2 separate regions of the Homo sapiens genome follow, and region 1 is linked to region 2. Evidence: chromatin contacts called from ENCODE Hi-C or POLR2A ChIA-PET data. All regions are on one chromosome and are shown on one strand. Each heading gives the region's core, a stretch centred on a gene start or an enhancer-like site at or near the end of the contact. The rest is flanking DNA. Distances are from core to core; before and after follow the strand shown.

Region 1 (5,888 bases), core at 1,607-4,106, 48 kb after region 2:
CTCTATCTTTTTCTTCAATGTTTGTGTCCATCAGGGCTCAGGCCTGGGCTGTTTTTAAGGCTTCCCTTTGGAATATCTCATTCCCTCTACAGTGGGTTTAATTACTGTATCACTGGTCATGTGATATCCTCTGCACATCAGACATATATCTCCAAATGCTAAGTGGGCATGCTGGTCTCCCTGTCTCCAGTCTTGTTCCCTCAAAACCATTCTTCATAATCCAGGCACAGTGATCTCCCAACACATAAGTTGGAGCATAAAATTGAGATTCCGAGACAAGAATCCCAAGACCCTTTATGGGATCTGCCTGTCCCTCTTGCTGCTCTGTGTCCCACTCCACTCTCCTGCCCTTTCCTTGTGTGTGCCATGACTTCATCTTACCTGTCTTCCTATTCACACTCTTCTTCCAGCTCTTTGTCTGACTGACTCCTACTCATCCTTCAGGTCTCAGAGAGGCCTTTCCCGAGCACTAGGCAACTTAGCTTTCCCTGTTAATGCTCTCCAGGTCCCTTATCCAGTTATACCATTTGCTACACTTGAGGCCTGTTCCTGGGTGCATCAATTTCCCAGCACCTCTGGCTTCCCTGTGCATAGGCCAAGCATTATCCTAAGTCCAGCTGACGTACTTAGCAGCAGGTGTTTGCAGAGGCTGTGGTTGTGCACAGAAGCAGTGAGCGCTGAGGGCATATGGACAAGGCACTGATAGCCTCTGCTGCAGTCTACTCCTTCCACTGCCTAAATGCACTCATGTGCCCTGTTAGATTCACGCTGACCCATCCCTGATTCTGCAAGAAGGTGATGGTGGCTCACCCCACTCTCACTTAGTTTTCCTCTCAGTTTCTTAAAAGGAAAACTTTACAGGAGGGGTGCTTGTGGGCTGGTGGCACAAGCTGCCATCCTTGATGTTGCCCTGAGGCCATGGCTAATATTCATCTTTGCAGAAGGCAGCTTTCTGGTCTAGGTTGCTTGCCTGGTGGAATAACCCTGAAATTTACCTCTGAGGATCTGAACTTCTGGTGGCCATGTTTTTGTCAGGCTCCGATTGCCTCTGGTGATTGTGCCTAAAGTTTCAGGAATAGGAAGCATGAATTCCCTAACTCAGTCAGTGGAAGTAATGATGAAATGACCCACTCTTCCCATCTGTTCAAAGTATCTAAAGTATACTGTGTATCTGGAAAGATGACTGGGCCTTTTTGGGGGTTTTTGGATACTCTCAAGCTGGCAGCCTCCAGCTTGTGCAGCATATAAAAAGTACAATGGGTCCTGCAGGTATAGCCACTGTTGCACTCCCTTGCCATAGAGTGGGTCCCTGGGTCTGAAGCAATGTTATGAGTGATGTGAACAAGTCAGAAGCTCTGAGAGCACTCAGATGGTGGGCCTGGCCCAGGCATGGTGGGCAGGGGAGGTAAAATCCAGGCCCAGAACGTATATCAATCTTAATAAGGACAAATTACTGCCCCAGCTCTTGTCCTAGGTGGACGGGATCTGATATAATCAACTTGCACCAAGTGTTTGTTTGGTCTCCTCCAGGCATGGTATCTTATCCAGCCCTGGGGTTTGTTTCTGCTGCTGAGAGATCAGACAGCAACAGCAGTAGCAGTTGGATCAACCTCAGTGTTTGATCTTTCCTCCTCCCTCCTGCTAATTGCTCTGTCTACCTGATTTTAGATACCTGACCCTAAACAGGCAGAGACATATTTGTTAATGAGACGTTGCTAATGATCTTTTCGCTCAAACTAGGTGCTCTTATCTCCTGCTGTTTCTTCAAAGAGTAATTTTCCCAGATGTGTTTGTGATCCAAGCTCAACAGATCACATTGTACTTCAAATAGGCAGCAACAGAAAACTTGGATCAAAGTAAAACTAAAACTACAACTTTGGAAGGAAGAGGTGGGAGATTCTGCTCTGGAAGAATCAGCTGACAGGAGCCTAGGAAGGAGAGGAAGCTGACCCAGGGACCTAATTCTATTTAGTTACTAATCTGCTGTAAGCAATTACATTTGAAGATCCAATTTTGCAAAAGATCAATGAGAACCTCTGGATTTCTCTCTTGTAGTAGTTGTGTAATGATCTGAAGCTCATAAGCCCAGGGACATATCTTATTTTCCCCCATATTCCCAATGCCTGAGCCAGTGCCCTGCTCAAAGTCCCGAATAAATATGTATTTGTTGAGTGGACAAATAAACAAACAAATGGATGAAGTCTCGTAGATAGAGGGTGCTTTGTAGGAAATCATTTGAGTAGCAAGATTCTCCAACCCACGTAACACAGGACCTGATTTGCAGAACTTTGTTTAGACATAGCATTTCAAGAGCACGTTTTCTGAACCATAAAGGAAAGTAGGGTTCTAGATGAATAATGCCTTTTCACAGTGTCTGAGTCACCTCACACCCCTCACCCTCATCTGATAACGGCCCTTGGCAGATCTGCCCTTTTGCAGGGGATTCCCCAAGGCTCTCACCTCTTGCCTGCCCCTGTGTGTGTGACTGCAGCAGGCACAGGGTTGCCAGGCACCAGAATATAAGCACAGAGCTGGAGGAAATGGGAGGAATGATAGGGCAAGTTTATGGCAGTGAAACTTCCTGACAGTATGCATTTATGGGAATATCATACACATTTCACCTTATGATGGTATTTTTTATGCTGACAGGAAGATAAAGCTGGGCAACAACGGAAAAGTTGACTACCAAGGTAGTGTTGAAAAGGAAAGAGTTTGTTTCAATGAGACATTCTCATTATAGATGTTGGCTTAGTCCAAGCTTCTGCCTCCTCTCCCATCACAGAGGTTCTCTTCTTCTAATATATTGTGGAGGAGGGGGGTTTGTATCAGTGCAAACTGTACTGCCTCTCTCATGCTCTTGCTTCTACAAACACCCCTCTCCAAACAAGGACACCACAAGGGCGTGACAAGCGGTGCTCATCACAGCCTCTAAGCTTCAACATAACAGGATTGTCTTTCTCTTCAGTTAGATAGGGACATTTAGATAGAGCTTTGTCCCTCAACAATCTATTGAAGAGAGCAAAAGCAGTAGAGGCCCAACAGAAGTTCATTTTGGAACTTGCTAAATTAAAAGTAAATAACACTCAGCATATTAAATGCCCTCTAAAAATATGTGAAAGTACTCAAAGGCCTTGGCATCCAGGAAGTTCCCTGCAGGATGTCCACCTGCACTCCAGTGCTAGCTCTGGGAAGCTGTATGAGCCTGGTAAGTCTTGTGCCTTCCTGGGCCTTGGTCTCCTCCTCTGTTAAATATGTGATTTGGACCTTCCTTCTTTCCTTCCTGCCTTCCTGCCTTCCTACCTTCCTTCTTTCTCTCCTCTCTAGCTCTCAGTATAGAAACCCTTTCTTTAGATGCGATCTCTTAAGAAAGGAAAACTAATATATATAAGAATATTAAGCATGAACCTTCTCTGGTTAAGCGAAGCAGGAGAGAGGTCGGAAGTATATGTTTCCAGAAGCCCCTGAACCTCAGGAACCTCTAGGCTCCAGTTGGAAAAGCCCTGTAGCTGTGTTATTTCATGATCTGCAAACTCTCTACGAGAGCTGCTTTCCTAGTCTTACCAGCCAAAGAAGACGTAGACTTTTCTAGCAAGGAGGACAAAGAGTTCGGGAATATCCATTTCAGTCAGTTTTCAAAACAATCTTGTATCATTAGGAGAAACACAAACTTGGGTCTGAATCCCTATCCTTTAAAGGACTCCTACAGACTTGGCTTGGGGTTCCTAACTGCAGGGAAAATAAATCCTCAATCATTTACCTTCATGACATAGGAGACCCAATGATCAACAGTATTTCTCTGTATAATCTTCTTTCTGACAAGCTCTCCAAACAAAAGAAAAGAGAAAGAGAAATGGCCATAGGAGGGAAGACTTTCTTCTAGGGCATTTGAGAAGATTGTCAGACCCAGATGCGAGGCACCACCTTTCCACCTTATGCCTCATTAATGGAAATAACGCAAAAGCCCAGATCTAAGGCAGAGCTTCCCACCTATGAACCTGCATCTCAATCTTCACCTTCCAGGAACCAGACAGTGTCTTCTAGGCTGATTACTTCCAGTTTATCTCATTATGATGTCCACATATTATAGCTCCCCTCTCCCTTGTGATGAGCATGGAAAATATCAGTGACTCCAAATCCCAATTCTTTCACCTTAGAAAACAAATCTGAGAATCCCTCTACCACCAAGCACAGTACCTGGATACAACAGGCACTCATTAAATGTTTGCTTAGCCAATGCAAGGATAAATGAATGAAATTCCTCATCCCTGTATTCATTTCTGAAGACCTGCTGGTGAAAATTTAGCTCTAAACATCTTTCAGATTTATTCCACTGAGGTATGAAAAAGGGAAAATAAATGACGATGCAAGTGAAGTCAGGAGCTGGCACAGAAAGTGCAATTGGATTCTGCTTCCCCCGTAATTAAGTGTGCCCAATGCTGCTGACTTAGGCGATGACAGCGTGCAGCTTGCCTGCCCACCATGGGTGCGTGGGAGGACGGGCAGCCCTCAGGATACCGCTGCACAACACGCTTGCCACCTTATCAAGATTTCCACAGCCACAGGAAGATTTCTCAGCCCGCCATGCCCCTGCGGACTGCCCTGTGCTATCATCCCCCTTCCTGGCTGAAGACACGCTGGCTGTCACCTCTTCTCCTCCCCGGAGATGAGCATCTTTCCTGGGCCTGCCTTGGTGTTTTGACAGCCACTCCATGTCCCCGCTGCTCAGAGAGGGAAAGCCACTAGGGAGGCCCTCGATGGAAATATTACCCCCTGTCCAGGGTAGCATGGGCTTGATCGCGCCTGATTATTTCTGATCACTGTCACTGGGCCAAGAGCACAGTGAAGTCAAGAAAGAAATGGCTTCATTAGTGTGAGTGCAGAGGTCTGGGAAGGCAGCAGTGGCGTGGAGGACCTGCTTTTGTGAGGGCAGTGAAGAGAGAGGAAGGAGTGGTGTCTTTAGATTGAGGTATCTTGAGATTCCTGCTTTCTCCACTCACTTCAACTGCCCATATAGGTTCTGCAGGTTCCAGAAGGTTCTAGAACTTGCACAGGATCGAACCTATAGCTTCTTATGGAACAAACACAGAATCAAGAAAATCTGGTGGCAGTCACCTGGTTTAACTCCTTTGAGCTCTAGACCAGAAATTAAATAGTGCTTAATCTGTTACTTTAAAGAAGCCTAGTTCTAACTTTTCCTCAGCTTGCTCCCTCTTTTGACTAGGATCGGAAGGGTGGGTGCAAATGGCCAGCTCCCCGTAGGTTTGCCTCTTTGAGCCCTAAGTTTCCCACCACTTCTCTGCACTACAGGCTTTGCCCAGGGTGGGATCCTCAGCCCAGGAACCTTGTTTGTCCTCCTCTTGATGCGGGTGCCTGCTGCCCAGCCACACACCCTCAGATTCATTTTTAAAGAAACATCAACAGCTGTTACATAGCAAATGAGCCGTTCAAAGAGCTGGGATGACTTTGAAAAAGGGCTTGAGGACAGCAGTTGACCTCTGATCGTCTCCACTCAGATGCCCTCTCCCTCCTACCCTTTCTCCCCGTCCCTGTCCTCTGCTCTCCCAGCGAGCCTGTCTGCTCTTCAACCCTCCTCCCTGCCCGATTGTGCTGTCTCTTCAACACCTCCCATGTTGCTTGATTCCTAAAATAACATAGGGGAAAACATTTGTTTGTTTGTTTTGAGACGGAGTCTCCCTCTGTCACCCGGCTGGAGTGCAGTGGCACAATCTAGGCTCACTGCAATCTCCGTCTCCTGGGTTCAAGCGATTCTCCTGCCTCAGCCTCCTGAGTAGCTGGGACTACAGGCACATGTCAGCATGCCTGGCTAATTTTTGTATTTTTGGTAGAGATGGGGTTTCACCATGTTGGCCAGGATGGTCTTGATCTCT
Region 2 (5,937 bases), core at 2,709-5,208:
AGAGACATCATTGTCACTCAAACTTGAATGTCATTTTTGACAGCATTCGAGCAATTGATTCTTGATTCTCCACATTAGGAATTTAGTAGTCACGTTTTGCTGTGACAGCCCTAGGAGAAGAGAAGGGGCAGGACCCTGGGAAGAGTATAAAGAATGGAGGGTGAGAATTATTATCAGCCTGTGGTGCCTCTTTCTAGTCACGGTTCCTTTGATGGAAAAAAAAGGGCGGCGGGGTGGGGGATGAGAAGGAGCAGAAAGCTATTCAAGCTAGCTCCAATTTCCTGAAATGTTAAAGAGAAATCTCATGGACAGGATATGCAATCAGTCCCTGTGAAAGATTGGACCTGAGAACCAGAAAGCCACCAGGAGCTAAGCCATTCTCTTTATCTTCAGGAGCTACAGAGATCTCTGTCTCTGAAAATCTTCATCCTTTCTCCTAAACCTGCTTCCTCTGCATACTCATCTTGCTCACTTCCTCCCACGCAGCTCCCAGTCCACCTTAGTCTCATGATTTCCAAGCTCCAGTAGTCATTGGCAATTGATGACAGTCTCTGTGTCTCCTGGGCAAATTGTTATAAGGAGAAGACTGATCAGTCCAGATCACGTGTTGCTTCACATTGGAGCAGCTGCTTTGGGGTTAGATGTCTAACCCTGGTACACTCAGCCATGGTTGGAGGAGATGGGGAGGGTGGTTATGGGGTAGGGAGTGATGCTCTTTCTAGGTAACCTGGCAGACTAGATTCTCCAGAAGGGGCCATGAGTAGGGCAGGCAAGGAGACCTGTTTATTATATCCTTGCTGACCCATGTTTCCATCCTGTTCTGAATCATGTTCCATGAGCTAGTCTAGTATATAGAAGTTGGGTAATCATAGCAGGGAGTCATTGTGTAGAGTGTGGCATCTGCTCTAAATGGGTTTATCATCTGGTTGATGCAATAAGGCACACGCCCAAGAAAAGGAAAACCTATCAGGCAGTGCCTACTGAGCATCAGATGACTGGCATGGGCATTATGGGTTTTAAACATTTAGAGGAGGAGAGATCATAGTGGCTAAGCGCAAGAAGTATTGCCCAAGAGAGGTGGGGATGGACATGGGTCTTGAGGGGTGGGAAGGATTTGGAGAGAAAGAGGGGAGGAGAGGAGAATAGGAATACATGACACATGCCCAGGGCACAGTGAATAGACCAAACTATTTTAAGCATAAGCTGTGTGTTGGAAAGTACAGAAAGGTATGTTAGGGAAAATAGGTAGAAATGAAATTGTGTAGGACTTTGAATACCAAACTAAATAGTTTGGATTTTATTCTGAACATTGTGTGAATGGTGCTTGCTAAGGGCATGGCATGGTCAGGGCCATGCTCTAGGATCACCCTCTGCAGTGGAGGAGGCCAGAGATTATGGGGAGACCATTACAATGTGACCAGTATCATGGGCAATAGGCTCGAATATGAGGAGATAAGGTCAAAAGGCTTTGGAAAGAAAAGGAAATCTCTGTTATTTAAAGTCTCGGTTGCCGGTTGACTGTGTCCAGGGAAGCAACTGCCAGAAGCTGTGGTCTTTAGCTACCTGCAACCCAAATGTCTCTGGCTGCTGCAGCCTGTGAGTGAAAATACCACCACATAAAAATTAGCACCCAGATATTAAGAACTCTGAGCTCCCATGTACACATAGTCTCCATAGAGTTCTTCTTTTGACCAGAGAGCTTGGATGAAAAATCTAGTAAATTGGCAGAAAAGGAGTCTATCAGAAGCATATCTAATTGCTCATACATGGATGGGAAGTGTGGGAAAACTGGCTGGGAAAATAACAGCCAAGTTCATGTCATCCATCCTTCCCAATGAACCCTTGACTCCACTGTCATAGCCATGAATAAACTCCTTCCAGAGCCAAAGTCTTACGTGGGCATCTGATTGACTGAGTCTAGGTCATCTTCGTAAGCCCTGGATTGTAGTGAATTACAGGAGGGAAATCAAGGTTGGGTGTCCTGGCTCATGCCTGTAATCCCAGCACTTTGGGAGGCTACAGAAGGAGGATCCGTTGAGCCCAGGAGTTCAAGACCAGCTTGGGCAATGTAGTGAGACCTCATCACCATTTTAAAAATTAGCCAAGTGAGGCAGTGTGCACCTGTACACCTAGCTACTTATAAGGCTGAGGTGGGAGAGGATTGCTTGAGCCCAGGAGTTTGAGGGTGCAGTGAGCTTTGATAGCACCACTGCATTCAAGACTGGGCAGCAGAGCAAGACACTGTCTCTAAAAGAAAATAAATAAATAAATGGGGGACATTTTAACTCTTTTATTGTTTAACTCAGCCCCTTTTAACTTTTACAGAGGGACAGATGGGGCTGTGTCTCCCACTAGGACCTACACTCTTGGTGATATTCTGAATAAGGAAGAGCGGCCAGATGCTGGACAGTGAAGGCAAACTTCCATCATGCTTCTTCCTCATCTTTCAAAGAGTCCAAGACAGGGACTCATATGCCTGCACTGTTATTCTGAGTTAGCCTCTTGCTCTCATTGCTGGTTAAGCTGGAGTCCTTAGTTCTGGCTTTGATAGTGAGCTCATCCTTCATATTCAACACATTACCAAGTTCAACCATCAACATTTACTTCCACCACAGTTCACTTCTGCCCTTCTCTATTTCCATACCCCTAGTCCAGAAGTTCTCAAGCTTTAGGGTACATGATAATCAACTGGAGGAGTTGTTAATATACCTATCTCTGGCTCTCATCCTCAGAGTTTCTTTCTTAAAACTTATTTTTAGAGACAAGGTCTGGCTCTGTCTCTAAAAATAAGGCTAGAGTGCATTTGCAAGATCACGGATCACTGCCACCTTGACCTCCCAGAGTAAAGCAATCCTCCTGTCTCAGCCTCCTGAGTAGCTGGGACTACAGGTGTGAACCATCACACTTATTTTTGTCTAGATGGGGTCTCAGTATGTTGCCCAGGCTGGTCTTGAACTCTTGGGCTCAAGTGATCCTCCTGCCTTGGCTTCCTAAAGTTTTGGGATTACAGGTGCCAGCCATTGTGCCTGGTCTCTCTCAGAGTTTCTGATTCAGTGGGTCTGGGGTAGGGCCTGAGAATTTGCGTTTATAATAAGTTGCTGGATGCTGCTGCTGCTGGTCCAGGGGCCCCACTTTGAGAACCACTTTCTTGGTCTGAGCCATCATCATCACTTATTTGGACTATCACTTTGGCTTCCTAACTAATCTACTTCCACTTTTACCTGCATTCTCCTTACAGCAGCCAGAATGATCTTTCAGAAGTGTAAATCATATCATGTCTTTCCCTGATTAAAACTTTTCAGCGGCTTCTGATCCCCTCCTTAACATGGTCTGTGAGGCCCTGCAAGACTTAGCTTCTGCCAGCTCCACAAACCCACCTCACCAGCTTCAGCTACTCTGCCTTCTGTTCTCCCACCTCTGGAATGCTTGACCTTCTAGGGGAGACTGGCTGGCCCTTTCTCATCCTTGAAGATTAAGCTCAGATATTACCCTCTTCTAAGGCAATCCTTGAACACCCAGTCTGAAGTGGCCTCACCCTTGTTTTTTCCCTTCATTGTAGTTATCACAATATTAATTATCTTATGTATTTGTTATTCTATTTATTGCTGTCTCTTCCACTAAGATTGTAAGTTCCTTGAGGGCAGGGTCCTTGTCTTCTCAGTCTTCCTAGCACCTTCTATAGTGTCTGGCACAGCAGTAAGAACTCAATAAATATTTGGGGAATAAATGTATCTGTATTTGCTTGAAATGGACAAGTGATATGGTTTGGCTCTGTGTCTCCAACCAAATGTCATGTTGAATTGTGATTCCCAGTGTTGGAAGAGGGACCTGCTGGGAGGTGATTGGATCATGGGGGCAGATTTCCCCCTTGTTGTTCTTGTGATAGTGAGTGAGTTCTCATGAGATCTGTTGGTTTAAACACGTGTGGCACTTCCCTCTTTGTGCTCTCTCTCTCACTCTCTCTCTCTTCCTCCCTCCCTCCCTCTCCTCTGCCACCAGATGACGACATACTTGCTTCCTCTTCACCCTTCTGCCGTAATTGTAAGTTTTTTGAGGCCTCCCAACCATGCTTTATGCTTTCTGTACAGCCTGAGGAACTGTGAGTCAATTAAACCTCTTTCCTTCATAAATTACCCAGCTCAGGTAGTTCTTTATAGCAGTGTGAGAACAGACTAATACAACAAGGTTCACGTATTTTTCCTGTAAGGCCCCCAAAGTTCTGCATACATCAGTGGATGCAAATAGATGCTTTGAGGAGGAATATCACCATCTCCAGCTGTCAGGCTGATCGAGTCTGATTGGCACCCACTAGGATTTCCCTTACACATGTAACATGTGGGCTGCTGGAGGCAAAGGTAATGTTTAGTAGACCTCATTCCTCATATCAGATCCAACCTTCCTTGTCATCTCTTCTGACTGTCTTTCTGTTTCTGCTGGTTTGCTCAGAGCCTGTCACTGCAGCACCTAATCAGGCCGATCTCTTTAGCACTGACCTAGTCTGGTGTTGGACTTCTCTCCTTGTTATCAAAACATACCTCCCTCTTTCCTCAGTTCATGAAGTTGGAAGACACTTCTCTGCTACTGTGTGGTGATGGGGGCGTTAGTGGGGTAAACAGTTTAACTGTTTTAACTTCATTCGTGGTTAAGAGGTACCAGGGGCCCTCTGATAATAAAACACAGCTAAGATGTATCTAAGGCTTATAGAAAGCAACAATAAACCATTTTTGACTGTGCAGGAATTTAAGTTTTTATATAAGAATATACTTCATTTTGGATTTTGTACAAAGATTTAACATGTTGAAATTTTAAAATATTATTTGAATAGTAAGGTTGTGAAATCATACAAAGTGAAATTTAAAAGATCCTGAAAAACAAGTTGGAAAATAGCTTTATATTGATCAGCCGAGAGTTTGACATTTGCCTCTTTGACATGGCATATACTGATGCAATAGGAAACATTGCATTACCACACAAAAAAAGTTTATTTACAGACCTCAGAGTTGCATTCAGTAACATTCTTGGCCAAGATCAAAACGTGGAACGTTTTTTCCATTCAGAAAAGCAGAATCACTTAGCCTGAGTCATGACTGCCCACTTTTTCCCATATGGTTGAAATACTGTCTGTTGGCTGAGGTTGACAATTTAAAGACTTTGTGGCTGATTAGTTCTAACTATGGTAGCAATTGAGAAAGGTAACGTTAGGTACTATTAAGAAGGAGATATCTGGCTTGTTGAAAAATACAAATCAAACACTGTAGCAAATATTTGGTAAGGGAGAAAAAAGCTGAAATAATGAAAACTGGCTGGCATCCCCAGTACCTCTCTCCCCATCCAATAATCACAAATCCCCCTGATTCTTTCTTTGTCTGGCTCTTAGAGTTAACACATTCTATCTGTTTTAAAAGTTCACACCCTAGTCTGGTGCCTGGCATTGATTCAAGCTTCTCTGCCTCATGGCTATTGATCAGTCTTCTTAGAGCAACATTTTTATAGCCCTCCCTTCTGATCAAGATTTGTCTCTGGGGATAGTAGGCAAACTCCCACTCCCTGGTATGGCATCAATAACCCTACATCACATGTGGTTTTTAAAATTGTAGTAAAACATACATAACAGAAAAGTTAACATTTTAACAATTTCTAAGTCTATAATTCAGTGGCATTAAGTACATTCACAATATTGTGGAACCATCACCACTATTCATTTCCAGAACTTTTTCATCATGCCAAACAGAAACTCTGCACTCATTAAACAATAACTCCCCATTCCTCCTCCTCTATCCCCTGGTAACCTCTATTCTTTCTGTGTCTATGGATTTGCCTATCTAGGTACCTCATATAAATGAAATCATACAATATTTGTCATTTTGTGTCTGGCTTATTTTAACTTACGTACTGTTTTTAAGGTTCATTCATGTAGCACATATCAGAATTTCTTTT

The links. A loop is a pair of places that touch in the nucleus more often than their neighbours do. ChIA-PET counts read pairs that join two places held with the same protein, here RNA polymerase II (POLR2A). Pooled maps may share reads with other maps.
Region 1: a pooled map shows a loop between it and region 2 (5-fold over the local background). The contact joins two enhancer-like sites. A Hi-C loop is called at or near these places in 7 of 168 maps with a recorded cell type or tissue (B cell, CD8-positive, alpha-beta T cell, K562 and 3 more), 1 of 37 single-sample maps with no recorded cell type and 15 of 50 pooled maps. POLR2A ChIA-PET finds 5 or more read pairs at or near these places in 11 of 52 experiments (A549, CD4-positive, alpha-beta T cell, H1 and 6 more).

What each region holds. Positions count from the first base shown.
Region 1 is chr6:90,395,660-90,401,547 of GRCh38, forward strand. No RefSeq gene overlaps it. Among named protein-coding and RNA genes, the nearest start is that of MIR4464, 86 kb to the left of the region's middle. Within about 2 kb of position 2,857, at least 4 of the 41 ENCODE cell types and tissues checked have a DNase peak (open chromatin) inside an H3K27ac peak, as active enhancers do.
Region 2 is chr6:90,346,898-90,352,834 of GRCh38, forward strand. All of the region lies in intron 5 of LOC105377891 (a long non-coding RNA gene), which reads left to right. Among named protein-coding and RNA genes, the nearest start is that of MIR4464, 37 kb to the left of the region's middle. Within about 2 kb of position 3,959, at least 4 of the 41 ENCODE cell types and tissues checked have a DNase peak (open chromatin) inside an H3K27ac peak, as active enhancers do.